Linked DNA regions of Homo sapiens: regions 2, 3 and 4 are each linked to region 1. A link is a contact called in ENCODE Hi-C or POLR2A ChIA-PET data. All regions are on one chromosome and are shown on one strand. The core of a region is the stretch at or near the end of the contact, and the rest is flanking DNA. Distances in the headings are between cores, read along the strand shown. Region 1 has its middle 6.1 kb from the start of LINC00365. Region 2 has its middle 45 kb from the start of USPL1. Region 3 holds the start of UBE2L5 (ubiquitin conjugating enzyme E2 L5). Region 4 holds the start of LINC00426 (long intergenic non-protein coding RNA 426).

Region 1 (3,244 bases), core at 532-3,031:
AAACAATGAATAGACAGAGTACAGAGTGCTTGGGCATTTTTCTCAGGGCTCTCTGTTCTTCGGAAAGATGTTTATGTGCAAAAATAAAAACCTGACTGATTTACATACGGAATAGGAACACACATTTTTCAAGGTGTGGTATCTTACAAGTAACATTTATTTGGACCCCTCTTAGGGCTGAATTTTACCCCTCTCCCCACCCCCCCCCAAAAAATCCTGTTGCCGTCTAGTGCCTCAGAATGTAACTGTATTTGGAGATAAGAGCTTTACAGAGTTAATTAAGTTAAGATGAGGTCTTAGAGTAGGCCCTAATCCCATCTGACTGGTGTCCTCATACAAAGAGGAAATCTGGACATAGACAAGTGCATGCACAGAGGAAAACCCATGTGAGCACACAGCAAAAGGCAGCCAAGGAGGCCCTGGAGAAACACGCCCGGACTACATCTTTATCTCGGACGTCCAGCCTCCAGAACAGTGAGAACATCTATGTCTGTTGTCTAAGCCACCCAGTCTATGATATTATACTATGCCTAGCAAACTGATATACCCCCCAAACTCCCCCCACCCCCTAAGCTGGGCAAATGTTAGGTGACTTTGATGCTGAGAGTGCCTGAAGCAAACTCTTTATCTGCTCTTTTTGTACACAAGGACTCTTGAACCACTCTTGAACCCGGAAGTCTCTGGCAATGGCTTGGGGATCCCACTTTGCCTACTCCTCGCCCCCGTCAATAGGGGAGTTGTTATCTCTTAAACCACTCCGGGAACCTCTCCTCTCTGGGTGGAGGTTAAGGGGACTCAGTCGGGGAGTTAAGTGACAAGGGTGCCTCTGGCAGAGCCTAGGTGTGTAAGCTTTGGCAAATGACCAGGCCTCGCTGAGCCCTGATTTTGTCCTCTGTAAAATGAGAGTGATCGGATTCCTTGGAGCACGAAATGCCTTCAATGTGGGGCTTAGCACGGGTCTGGCTCACAGTAACTGCTCTCACGCTCCACTAGCCACTCCTTAGCAGGAACGTGGGCACGAGAATTCCCAAACTTCCTCGAGTCAGTGTTCAGAACCCCGCCCTCCCTTTATCTTCAAAGGAGAAGGGAGAGCAGTGGGTTACAAGGGTCAGCTTTTAAATACCCCTGCTCTCCCTTGACCACAGACCCTGGGGAGTTTCCCCAGCTAAAAACGAAGTTTAGAAAATTGCTTGCAATGACCCATGATTTCAAGGGCCCCAGTGAATGACAGATCTATTGAGGATAGGGCCCCCTGGCTGGAAATTTAGAAACATTTTGTTTTTGTAAGAGGAAAAAAAGGGCAGAGAGGCACGAGGGCTGCAGGGGATGGCTCTGGAAGGACACTGCAGCGAGGCTGCCAGACTCCTTGGAACCGCAGCGCCGACGCAGCCATTTCCCAGGGAGATCAATCCTCTGGCAGGTCCATTTCCTCCGCCGCGCGGGCGGCTGCGGGAGGCGGCGGCGGCGGCGGGGGTGGCGGGAGCCATTAGTGACTCTGTGACCCCGTTCACCGAGCGCGTCCCCGCCCAGGTGCTCGCTGCCCGGCGCCGCGCCGTCCACCCCCGGCCGGGGCAGGTCGCGGGGCCCAAGCTGGTTCAAGCCCCCGTCGCTCGTCGCCTGGCTCTGCGCCAGGCCCCGTGCCCCTGGCTGCAGGCCGGCACCCCGCGAGCCGCAGCGCCCAGGCAGGCGAGCGCCGCTGCAACCTGCAAGCCTGAGTCAGCTCGCGGCGCGTGAGGCGCGCGCACTGCGTCCCCGCGCAGCCGTCGCAGCCAGGTGCTGGCCCGGAGCGCTGCGTCCCCAGACAGAAACCACGGCTCCCCCTGGCGGACACCGGTTCCCCAGCGCTGGGCTTTCCCCTTCAGTAGTTTAGGGGTAGTTTTCAGCTAAAGAAAACAGTGGACGCATTTTCCCATCAGAGGGCTTGGTGGCAGGATTCCCACAGGCTTAAGGAATGAAAGAAAGGAGATGCGATAGAAAGGAAGAATGGTAAGTAAGGCCCGGAAAGTGCAGGCAGAGAATGTTATGCACCTGCATGTCGTGAACCCAATGGCAACGAAACACTTACTTGTCTGCGGGGCAAATATAGCCGCGTTGGCTCTTTCTCCTGGAACCACGGATACTTTGGCAAGGAATGAATGAGTTATAAATGCAACGTTTTCTTAAATATATTAAATACATAACACTGACCTTCACAAAGGCTTTTATCTGGAATAAGGAATGAATAAGTAGGGTAATGAATAAGAAAGTTAAATTAAAGCACCATAGAACACAGTTTGAGTAACTTTAAAAATTTTTATTTACTTAATTTAATGAAAACAAATGATAAGTAAAATGTCTTTATATGAACATCTGAAAAAGCTTATAACTCTAAATGGCAATCCTAATCCAGCTGCTATAGTCAGGCTGCTATAGCAAAATACCCTAGACTGGTAGCTTATAAACAATAGAAACTGATTTCTCACAGTTCTTGGGGCTGGGAAGTCCCAGATCAAGGTGCCAGCTGATTCAGTGTCTGGGGAAAGCCTGCTCTCCGGTTCATAGATGGTGCCTCCTAGCTGTGTCCTTACCTGGGAGAAGGAGGAAGAGCGTTCCCTGGGATCTCTTCTATAAGGGCACTAATCCCGTTCATCAGGGTGACCTAATCACTTCCCAAAGGCCCTGCCTGCTAATGCCATCACCTTGGGAGTTCAGTTTTAACGTGAATTTTGAGAGGACACAAACATTCAGACCTTAGCAGCAGCCTTTTGTTTTATTCCCCGAATACAATGTATAAATGTGGAAATGCCTGGGAATTTCAGCCATCTAAGTCAGGCAGTTAGCTTTGTGATATGGACTCCCTCTTGTAACTTACTCTGTGTGGACATCTGTTCTGTTGATTGTGTACAGAGTTGAATTTCACAGAGGCTGACGCAGCAGTGATCATTCAGACATTTCTGAATGGACGGCAAAAGAAGGAGGAGGAGGAGAAAGTAAATACCAATGACTTACTTTGCAAAGTAAATTGACAGATCCTTTGTAGACCAAATCAGCAAGGTTGGGTTGTGTCCCTCTGGGCCTGGGTTTCCCACCTCTTGTAAAACCGGGAGAGGCAGAGAAGCTAAGACAGATGGTGGGTCTCCTGGGAGGCTCAGGGCCGAGCCGGCCTCAGAGGAAGTCTCTTCATCAGCACTCGGCAGCAGCAGCGTGGAGACTGTCCTCCACCCTTCCTGAAGCCACCAGCTTGGATGGCCCAGGCTTTCTTCCC
Region 2 (3,244 bases), core at 508-3,007, 460 kb after region 1:
CAAGTAGCTGGGACTACAGGCATGTGCCACCATGCCCGGCTAATTTTTTTTATTTTTAGTAGAGACGGGGTTTCACCATGCTGGCCAGGCTGGTCTTGAACTCCTGACCTTGTGATCTGCCCGCCTTAGCCTCCCAAAGTGCTGGGATTACAGGCGTGAGCCACCGTACCCAGCCTAAATGGCCAAGTTTTATTATGGACAATTAAGCTGTAGAATAAAAATCTACTTTTAATAGCTGGCATAGTGCCTAGTGGTTTTGAAGCCACAAGCAGGTTTACAAAAAACATTTAAATCCATCTGAATCTACAGAAAACTAAGATTACCTAAGCAGAAAATGAAAATAGTTCAGGATTAAGGAAGATTAACAAATGAAGAGTATATGTATTTTAGAAGTATTACTTTATATTTTTATAGTATAATAATAATATTTACGTTCCTACACTTATAATGAGTTTCGTATATATATTAAAATAATTTAATGGATTAGTATGTTTATATTTGCTTTTAGTAAATTTGGTGTATGATAAACTCAGTTGTCTACATTGTGAGACTACACCTGAGGCAATTTCTGTGTTGATATATACCTGAATAGCAGATATTACTTGGGAGCAAATAAAATAGCTTCAGGCCTAATTTTGCAAGTTCATGATGGGAGAGTAAGCATGACTTCAAAGAACTGACTTTGAGTTAAAACTTGAAGAATGAATGTGACAACAGCAAGTATAAAACAATGCCAGGCAGAGGTGGGACTGTTCATGGGTATCAGGGTAAGTGTGTTGATAAATGCTCAAAGTAGGAAATACCTTTCTTCCCCCACACATGTCAGAAAATAACTGCAATAGAATGCAACGACATCTCAGAGATAAAGTGTTCAACTTAGCTCTCAGAGACCGTTCAGTTACATTTTGTAATGACATTGGAATTGATTGCATTTTGAAGGCAATTCTAAATGCAAAGTCTTCATTTTGTTGATAGAAGCTGGGTTATTTATTATGAAATTTCAAAAATTAAGTAAAATATCTAATTAGGATTATACCAGCAAAGGCAAATTTAGAATTCAAGACTTCATGATCCATGGTAAGATTATTTTAATGCAACTCTGCTAATTAACTGAAATTTCCTTTAACTCTCACATCTGCCTTTTACTTCTTAAGACATTTTTCTAGTATTTCACCAGAGCAAGATATCAGAAGGGTAAATCTCTTACCAATGAACTTTGCTAATTCTTAGTGACTCCGTTGACCCTGGTGTAAGGATCAGGAACAAAGTGAATGAAATACATTTTAATACATTTCTGCTTTCTCTAATTCCAAAGACCACTCTAAAGAATAAGTTATTTGTGGGTATTATCTGAAACTTGGGATTAAAAGAGACCGTGATTACCCTTCAGGGATTTTGGCAAAACTTAAGCCATTTCATCTGAAGAGCAAAGCAAGCCTCCCACACTCTTGGCTTATTCTCACAATTATCTAGATATCTAGCAACAAAACTCTTGAGTAGTTTGTTAACTACAGATGCCAAGGGCTGACAGTTTCACTTTCAGTTTTCAGAATATCTTTTGTTTCAGTGGTGTAAGCACACCATCAGAATCTCTACTATTTAAAATAATTAAGTTATAATTGTAACTTCCATTAGATGTAGTACTTAAAGGAATCTAGAAGACACAACTCATTAATTATAGGAATTTGACTGCAAATTCTTCTGGGGGGTCTGAATTGCAAAGGAGGCATCTTTGTAAGTCAGACTCAACTCATTACTCTGTGATGCAGGCTCCTCCAAATGGCAGCAGAAACGTATTACTCTCTAGAAACACTACAGTAGTGCTACAATTTCAGGGTTCTGTAGAGATAAGGACAAATTGACAGAAACACATTCTTAGAAGGACAGTATCATTTAAAATAAAAATACTGTCATAATTGTACACCAGGATAGCTTCTCCATAATAAATTCTTTATGATTTTCTGATTTTTAGAAATCAGAATTGAACTTTTTAATGTGAAAAAAATGAGAGAATTGTTTCAAAATAGGACCACATTTCTGTGTATAATTTTAAAAGTTTAAAAATATTTGATTAGTAGACTGATAAACTGAAACATTTTTGATAAGCTTTTCATTACATACAAACCATATAATTTGTAAAAAATTGGAAATTATTCAAAACTTCACATAACTAAAGTGACCAAATAAATACTGGAGAGGAAAGAAAAGGAGTCAAATGAATCTAGCATTTTCTTTTTTTTTTTTTTTTTGGAGAAAGGGTCTCACTGTGCCACCCAGGTGGGAGTGCAATGGCACGATCATGGCTCACTGCAGCCTCAACTTTATGGGCTTAGGTGATCCTCCCACCTCGGCCTCCCAAGTAGCAGGGACTACAGGCATGCGCCAACACGTCCAGCTAATTTTTTTGGTATTTTTTGCAGAGACGAGGTTTCACCAGGTTGCCGTGGCTGATCTGGAACTCCTGGTCTCAAGTGATCTACCCAACTCAGCCTCCCAAAGTGCTGGGATTACAGGCGTGAGCCACCGCACCCGGCCTAATCTAGCATTTTCTAAAAGGAAGGACCCAGCAGTGAACGGCAATATCAATAATCATGTTCAAGACTATCAGACATGCAAGCTGGGGATGAATGGGTGGAAGGGGAAAATGATGAATAAATGATGAACACAAGTATAGACCCAGTGGATTTGAGATGCCCAAGATGCCAGTGAGATATTCAAAGTTTAACTCAAAAGCCACTTCCCATATGAAATCCTGACAAACACTCCTACGTCCAACTGGAATTAATTTCTCTTCTGGGCTCCCACAGCACTCTGTATTTTTCTAATAGCATAACACTATTTTGTTTGTAGATATTTCTCTGATAGCATTACTATCTTTCCTCTTTATCACAACTGTTTGAAGTTCTTTTGCCTCTTGCATCCACTGTTGCCCAATCCCACTGCTGGAAGGCTCATCTTATTAAGTTCTGTATTCCTAGTGCTAACACACTGTCTACCATAGATGATGTTCAATAAATGGTTGCTAAATGAATTCTCTTGTGATAATAGCACTATGGCAACATAATCGACGGTAAAAATTTCTTCTCAATGTTTACTTTTAGCAGAATGCATTCATTTATCAACTTTCATTGAGAATATGCTAATTTCCATGACCCTGCTAGGAAATAGGAAAATAAAGATGAATGTAATAAGGTGCTCATTCTACTGAAAGTCTTGACTAGTGGAGAATTATGGATCCAACTTT
Region 3 (3,244 bases), core at 199-2,698, 310 kb after region 1:
CAACCAAGTTGGCAAAGTTTTAGCACAGTGCCCACGTGTTAGCTGTTTATGGTGTGCCTGTTGTATGCCAGGCCTGCGCTGGAGACGCAGGCATTATGCTCCCTGCACATGGCCCATACCCACATCTCCTCTACACGCGCCCTCGCTGAGGCGCGGGTCCTACTGAAGATCCGGATAGTGATCATCCTTTCTGGCAGCATAAGTCCCGCCCCCTTTCCTTCCCTGGGCTTCTGTTGTCCAGGCTACCTTGGCGTTATCAAAGCTACTTGATCTTTACAGCCACTTCCCTCTGCACAGGCATCCAAATAGGAAATTCCGCTCTCAAGGAACCTTCTACCCATCCACCTGCCACCAGCACGAACCTGCTGTCTTGTTCTCTGGCCTCTCTCCCTCAGTCCCCTTTTGCGCCCTCATTTTCCTGTCTAAAATGAAACGGACCGCTGCCCTTTTTATCTGTACTAAGTTTCAGGAGCAGAATCTTCGTTAAACTGAGCAGAGCAAGAGCGCGCTGCCCACAGGGCTGGGGCGGGCGCACGGGCCCTTATGTAAGGCCGGGCCTTCCCGGGGAAGAGCGAAGGCTCCGGGAAGGGAAGCACGGGCGGCGGGGCCCGGCCTCGAGGACCGCCCCCAGGGCGGGGAGTGGTGTGAGCCGCGGCGCCGCCAGCAAACTTTCCTCCTCCGAATTCTTGACCGAGAGCCTTGGAACCACATTCTGCCCAAATCTGTACACGCCGGAGCCAGGGAGCCGCCCGCCGCCCGGGGAGCGGAGTGGGGAAAGAGGGGGTGGAGAAGGGACCGGGGAGGAGGTGGGGGAGGGCGGAGGAGGTGGTAAGGAGAGGAGCGGGGGGGAGGAGGAGGAAGGGGAGGAGGGAGAGGTGGGGCGGGGAGGAGGGAGAGGTGGGGCGGGGAGGAGGGAGAGGTGGGTCGGGAAGGAGGGGGAAGTGGGAGACCGGGGATGTGGGAGGGGAGAGAAGGAGGAGGTGGGAGAGGGGAAAGCGGGGAAAGGGGAAGGTGGGGCGGGCGGAGGTGGGGGTAGAAAGTGGGGAAGAGCGGGGATGGCAAGTTCCGCGGGTGGCGAGCGGCCCCAGGGAGCGGCGGGGGGGCGAAGCAAGTTCCTTAGTTTCTCCCAAGCCAGCCCGGGAGCTGTTGGACGAGTGGGAGCGCCTGGCTACCTGCAAGTCTTCGGGTTTCGCGAGCGCCGCAGAGCTTTTCTGCAGCCGCTAAATAAATAAATAACTACGGACGCCCGCCCCGCCCCGCCCCGCCCCGCCCCTCCCAGCCCAGCCCAGCCCAGCCCAGCCCAGCCCAGCCCCGCCCAGCGCAGCTCCCTGGCCGCGGCGGCGGTGGTGGCAGCGGTGGTGGCGGCTGCGGCGCAGGCAGGGCTGGGCGCTTGGGGAGCTCCGCGCGCGGGGCACTTCCCCGTGACCGGCGGCCGCGCAGCTCAGGGAACTCCGCTCCGTGAGGCTTCCGGGAGAGGGAAAGCTGTTCTCCTTTGATGCTCTTTGGTTTTACAGTGGAAAACTACAATTAAAAAAACATAGCCGTGAAAATAAATGAGATTAGAACCTGCTGGCTTCACTTCCTGGAGGCTTTTTGTTGTGTCTTGAAACTAGGATCTTTGCGGGTCATCCCTGTAAGTGCCTTTTTAATCCATTCACAAGGATGCTTGTGAGTCTCTGCTGCGTTTAACATCGGTCAGCGGGTGACATTGCATTAATTTGCTCTGGTGATGATTTCTGCTTTGCTAGGTTAGCATTGCCTCGCTTGGTGACACGTAATAAATGCACACACGTTGCAAAAATTAGGACACAGAGGGAGAGGCACCTTTTTAACTCTGTCAAAAAATAGATAAGAAAATCTCTTCTAAAGCGGTGCCAATATCGGGAAAATGGTTTATTATTTAGACTGTGGAGATATTAAAAACCACAACAAAACCTAATTAATTATTCCATAGCCATTCTACATAAAGTAACATGATAAAATCATTAAATAATAGCAATGACAAAACTCAGTTTGTTGTTCTAAACTTACTGCTTTAGAATGTTGTTTATCATGTCATGTATAGTAAATCACATATCTAGTTTTTGTGCATGTGTGTCAGAGACAGACAGACATGGATAACTTCTGCTCTGAAACACAGCAGGTTTAAGGCTTCTATACAGAGAAGTTCCATCTGGAAAATCTCCAAATACAATTACAATAAAGCAGATACAATATGGAGTGTTATTAAACTGGAGGTTCTTCCCCCGGAGAGTTTACTCTATTTTCCTTTAAAATAAACTAGGGCCGGGTGTGGTGGCTCAACGCCTGTAATCCCAGCACTTTGGGAGGCTGAGGCAGGAGGATCATTTGAGTCCAGGAGTTCAAGAGCAGCCTGGGCAACATAGTGAAACTCCATCTCTAAAAAAATACAGTATTAGCTGGGTGTGGTGGTGCACACCTGTAGTTCCAGCTATTAGGGAGGCTGAGACAGGAGGATGGCATGAGCCTGGGAAGTGAAGGTTGTAGTGAGCCAAGATAGCACCACTGCACTACAGCCAGACCTTGTCTCAAAAAAATAAAATAAACTGAAAGGCCGGGGAATCATATATTTAAAATTGGCCAGTGCTCATTAAAGATCACTCAAAAACCAGAATGAGGCATCCTTACGGTGGGAAGGTAGGGTAATAGAAAGATGCAATTCCAGTTCACAAAAATTTGGCCTTCAGGCCACATCTGATACACTTGCATAAAATTGAAAGACGATGCAATGCATGTTTTCCTAAATTAAACCAGAAATAGTGGTAGGGATATACCTTCATGCCAGCAGATGCACAGACAGGTTCTGATGGAAACCGTTTTCACTAAACCATGTCCCAGTTACTTTATGTAGCTTAACGCCCTGGGATTTGTATGTTCCCAACCAGAGGGTGCATGCTGGAGCTCCATGGGCCTGAACTTGTCTTCCAGACCTGTTTGGCCTGCGGGGTGTAGTTTAAACTTTTGAATTAGTTATGGATATTTTGAAATTGTTAAGTTTCACATGGAAAGCTGGACTTTGGGCTTCTCTGAAACATGAGAAGCCCGGGCCACCCTGGGTGGGACTGTTGGCTGGAGCCAACAGCAGTGTTAGGTGTGAGGGTGACAGTCTGTACCTCTCCAGCTGTCTTCCCCCACCTCTGCCTTCACTCTGTTAAGGGACTTGTCCACTCTGCACATGTGAATTTTCTAAAAATTAGTCCTGGTTCAGACAAACCACTGCACC
Region 4 (3,244 bases), core at 343-2,842, 260 kb after region 1:
TCCCAGTGTTCAGGGATAGTTACTTCATTAAGACTTCTGAGATCCCCCATTTGCTTGAAGATAAAAACAGGCAAAGGTATAAACAGATAAACAGTCACACAAATAAGTAGCTGTGTGGGCCATTACTTTTAAAGCATAGTAGATGTTATTTGTGTTTGGAGAAGCTTAATGATACACTCAAGAATCCAATAGTAGAAACTGTTTGCTTTCAGGAAGAAAACGTTATATCAGGAAGGTATGTTTGAAGAAAAGAACTATATAACAGCGATCCACAATACACCTGTTCATTTGTAGCATAATAGTTACACCTGCTCCCTGGGGCTTTTTTGAGATTTCAGTCTTTGGTGTAAGACACACATACACACATGTGCACACACAATGGTAAGCATGCATGCTCTTCAGCTTCAACCCTCAGTGCGCAGTAAAATAAAAAATATAGTTGAATCATCTGTCTCAGCCCCAGCTAGAGCCCACGTCTTCCAACATGAATTTTAAAATACCTTTTTGCCTTTTAAAATATGCTGTAGAGGCCGGGCGCGGTGGCTCACGCCTGTAATCCCAGCACTTTGGGAGGTCAAGGCAGGCAGATCACGAGGTCAGGAGATGGAGACCATCCTGGCTAACAAGGTGAAACCCCGTCTCTACTAAAAATACAAAAAAGATTAGCTGGGCGTGGTGGCAGGTGCCTGTTGTCCCAGCTACTCAGGAGGCTGAGGCAGGAGAATGGCGTGAACCCGGGAGGCGGAGCTTGCAGTGAGCCGAGATCGCGCCACTGCACTCCAGCCGGGGCAACAGAGCGAGATTCCATCTCAAAAAAAAAAAAAATGCTGTAGATGAGTTTTAGTTTATCCGGGTCCTTTGTAATTAATCTCTGCATTCATCATAATTGGAAGAAAAGCTCAAAGTAAGAAAATAGCTTTCCTCCAAGTTTATTGCAATCAGAGAAAAATACAATTTAAATGTTTTTGTTTCCCATTTCTGTTCCTTACATGCATTGTCTAGAGTGGTTCCTGGTCTATAAGCCAGTGGGTTGAGATACCTGACCAGACCACCTTTTCAACCCAGTTCTTTCTCCTCTTTGTATTTCTCCCATACAATACAGTATTGAATATTTCATAACCTATGGGTGTATGTTTTTGGCAATGTGGCTAAGTCAGGCAGCATTGAGGACTGTCCTGGTGACAGTCCGGTGCAGCCCTCACCCAGGCTCCCACATTCACACCCCTCCACTCTCCAGTGGGCTGTGTAAGTTAACGGCAAATAAATGGCCCAGAATGGCTTCCTGTTAGAGAAAAAAAGGGACAAAGACTTCTGCCCTTAAAACTCTGGTAACAAAAGTAATCTAGTGGAAATCAACATTACTAGGAATATCCTATGATTTTGGTGGTGTTGAGTTCAAAGACAGCATGGCCGAATTGTGACCATCCACCCAGTCACATGAGGCAAAAACCCAGGCCCTACCTGTGTCCTGACCTCCAGCTTCCTCCCCACGGCCAGTTGGTTAGAACGTGTAGGGAGTGTACCTCTCCCAGCCGTGGAATCCCCTCACCATCTTCACCCCTTCCCCACCTTCAAAGACTTTCATGGCCGAGTGTGGTCTGACCACACTTGATCCAAAGCCCTTCCTCTGAGCTCTCAGCTCCACGTCACAACCTCGTGACCACGTGCCTCTCACTGTCATGTGCTTAGATATGTGTGTGTGTGTCCACCTCACCACACACTGTGAGATCCTTGAGGGCACGTTGTCTCTTTCATTTCTGTGTCTCCAGTGCCTAAAATGGAAAGTGCTCACTTACTAAATAAATATACAATATAAAAAATAATTTTTATCCCTTGTCCCATTTGAGATGGAAAATGAGTAAAGTTTACAAGTATTAATATAGTCAGCATCCCACTAAGACCACACAGACACTGAGATGAGCAGAGGATGCTGAGGAGCAAATGCAAAATAAACTATGAGAACTGTGACAGCTTCCAGTGCTCTTCATTATAAATATCAGCAATTGCTAATATCCAATAACATGTCACACACTCTACATTAAATCATCACAAGTCTCTAAGGCAGGTGTTAGTTTTCTCTTTGTACAGCCCAAGAAGCTGAGACAAGAGTCACACAACCAGCCAATAGAGAGAAAAGATTCAAACCCGGAGACCTTCTGTCTCTAATCCCACCCTCCTCCCACTGTCTCCTGCTGCCTCTCTGTTTCAAAGCTTGGCTCTGAGACTATGAGCACTGCCAAAATTTTACAACAGTTTGCGTATGTCATGGTCTGCAAAAGCTGTGGATGGCACTGTGGTGGCAGCCTCAATAGAAGGCTGAGACTACTTACCAGAGGGAGGATTTCCTGAGCTCCGATCACACCTGCTCTTTGTTCTCTCTCTGTCTGTCTCTCTGTGTGTGTCTCTCTCTCTCTCTCTCTCTCTCTCTCTCTCTCTCTCTCTCTCTCTCAATACAGACAGGGTCTCACTCTATTGCTCATGCTGGAGTGCAGTGGCGTGATCATAGCTCACTGCAGCCTCAAAGTCCTGGGCTCAAGTGATCCTCCTGCTTCAGTCTCCTGAGTAGCTGGGACTACAGGCATGCACCACCAGGCCTGGCTAATTTATTTATTTTTATTTTAATTTTGTAGAGACAAGGTCTCGTCCCTTCCCCAGACTGATCTCGAACCCCTGGGCTCAGGAGATCCTCCCACCTCGGCCTCCCAAAGTGCTGGGATTACAGATGTGAGCCACCACTCCTGGCCCACACCTACTCTTTATCCTCAACCCACACCCCCAGGCTCAAACTCAAAAGGAAGGAGCAAACCCTAGAAGCTGCGTAAAACACACCTTGACCTAAAATGTGCTCATGACCAGGCAACTTGACTACATATTCTCCTCGACCTACGGTGGAGTGACATCCCTATAAAAGCCATTGTAAATTGAAAATATTGAAAGTCTAAAATGCTTTGAATACACCTAACCTATCGAATATCAGAGCTCAGCCTCGCCTCCCTTAAACGTGCTCAGAACACTTACATTAGCTTACAGTGGGCAACATAATGTAACACAGGCCTATCTATGTTATAATACAGTGTTGAGTATCTCATGTGATTTATTGAATACTGTACTGAATGTGAAACAGAATGGTTGTCCGGGTACTCACCATTAGCTGACACAGCTGAACGCACACTGCGCCTGAAGAGCGTTTGAAGCATTGAACTAAAATTAATTGCTGGGTGATGGGGATGCTACAACGACAGGG

Evidence for each region. A loop is a pair of places that touch in the nucleus more often than their neighbours do. ChIA-PET counts read pairs that join two places held with the same protein, here RNA polymerase II (POLR2A). Pooled maps may share reads with other maps.
Region 2: a loop to region 1 is called in a map of naive thymus-derived CD4-positive, alpha-beta T cell, with 3 times the contacts of the local background. The contact joins two enhancer-like sites. A Hi-C loop is called at or near these places in 2 of 168 maps with a recorded cell type or tissue (naive thymus-derived CD4-positive, alpha-beta T cell and pancreas), 1 of 37 single-sample maps with no recorded cell type and 7 of 50 pooled maps. POLR2A ChIA-PET finds 5 or more read pairs at or near these places in 3 of 52 experiments (activated B cell, activated CD8-positive, alpha-beta T cell and activated T-cell).
Region 3: a pooled map shows a loop between it and region 1 (2.5-fold over the local background). The contact joins the promoter of UBE2L5 here to the enhancer-like site in region 1. A Hi-C loop is called at or near these places in 1 of 50 pooled maps. POLR2A ChIA-PET finds 5 or more read pairs at or near these places in 3 of 52 experiments (A673, AG04450 and H1).
Region 4: a pooled map shows a loop between it and region 1 (3-fold over the local background). The contact joins the promoter of LINC00426 here to the enhancer-like site in region 1. A Hi-C loop is called at or near these places in 4 of 50 pooled maps. POLR2A ChIA-PET finds 5 or more read pairs at or near these places in 2 of 52 experiments (CD4-positive, alpha-beta T cell and activated naive CD4-positive, alpha-beta T cell).

The regions. Positions count from the first base shown.
Region 1 is chr13:30,113,355-30,116,598 of GRCh38, forward strand. No RefSeq gene overlaps it. Among named protein-coding and RNA genes, the nearest start is that of LINC00365, 6.1 kb to the left of the region's middle. RefSeq lists a silencer at 1,440-1,789. Within about 2 kb of position 1,782, at least 26 of the 41 ENCODE cell types and tissues checked have a DNase peak (open chromatin) inside an H3K27ac peak, as active enhancers do; they include A673, where a contact is called at or near this core.
Region 2 is chr13:30,571,419-30,574,662 of GRCh38, forward strand. It overlaps a transcript of HMGB1 not described here. Among named protein-coding and RNA genes, the nearest start is that of USPL1, 45 kb to the right of the region's middle. Within about 2 kb of position 1,758, at least 9 of the 41 ENCODE cell types and tissues checked have a DNase peak (open chromatin) inside an H3K27ac peak, as active enhancers do.
Region 3 is chr13:30,421,045-30,424,288 of GRCh38, forward strand. It overlaps UBE2L5 (ubiquitin conjugating enzyme E2 L5), which reads left to right and starts at 1,449. Exons shown (of 4, transcript NM_001355247.2): 1 at 1,449-1,633. LINC01058 (long intergenic non-protein coding RNA 1058) reads right to left here and starts at 1,200. Exons shown (of 2, transcript NR_125771.1): 1 at 1,173-1,200. RefSeq lists silencers at 502-681, 1,122-1,411.
Region 4 is chr13:30,372,322-30,375,565 of GRCh38, forward strand. LINC00426 (long intergenic non-protein coding RNA 426) reads right to left here and starts at 1,593. Exons shown (of 5, transcript NR_024464.2): 1 at 1,462-1,593; 2 at 1-53.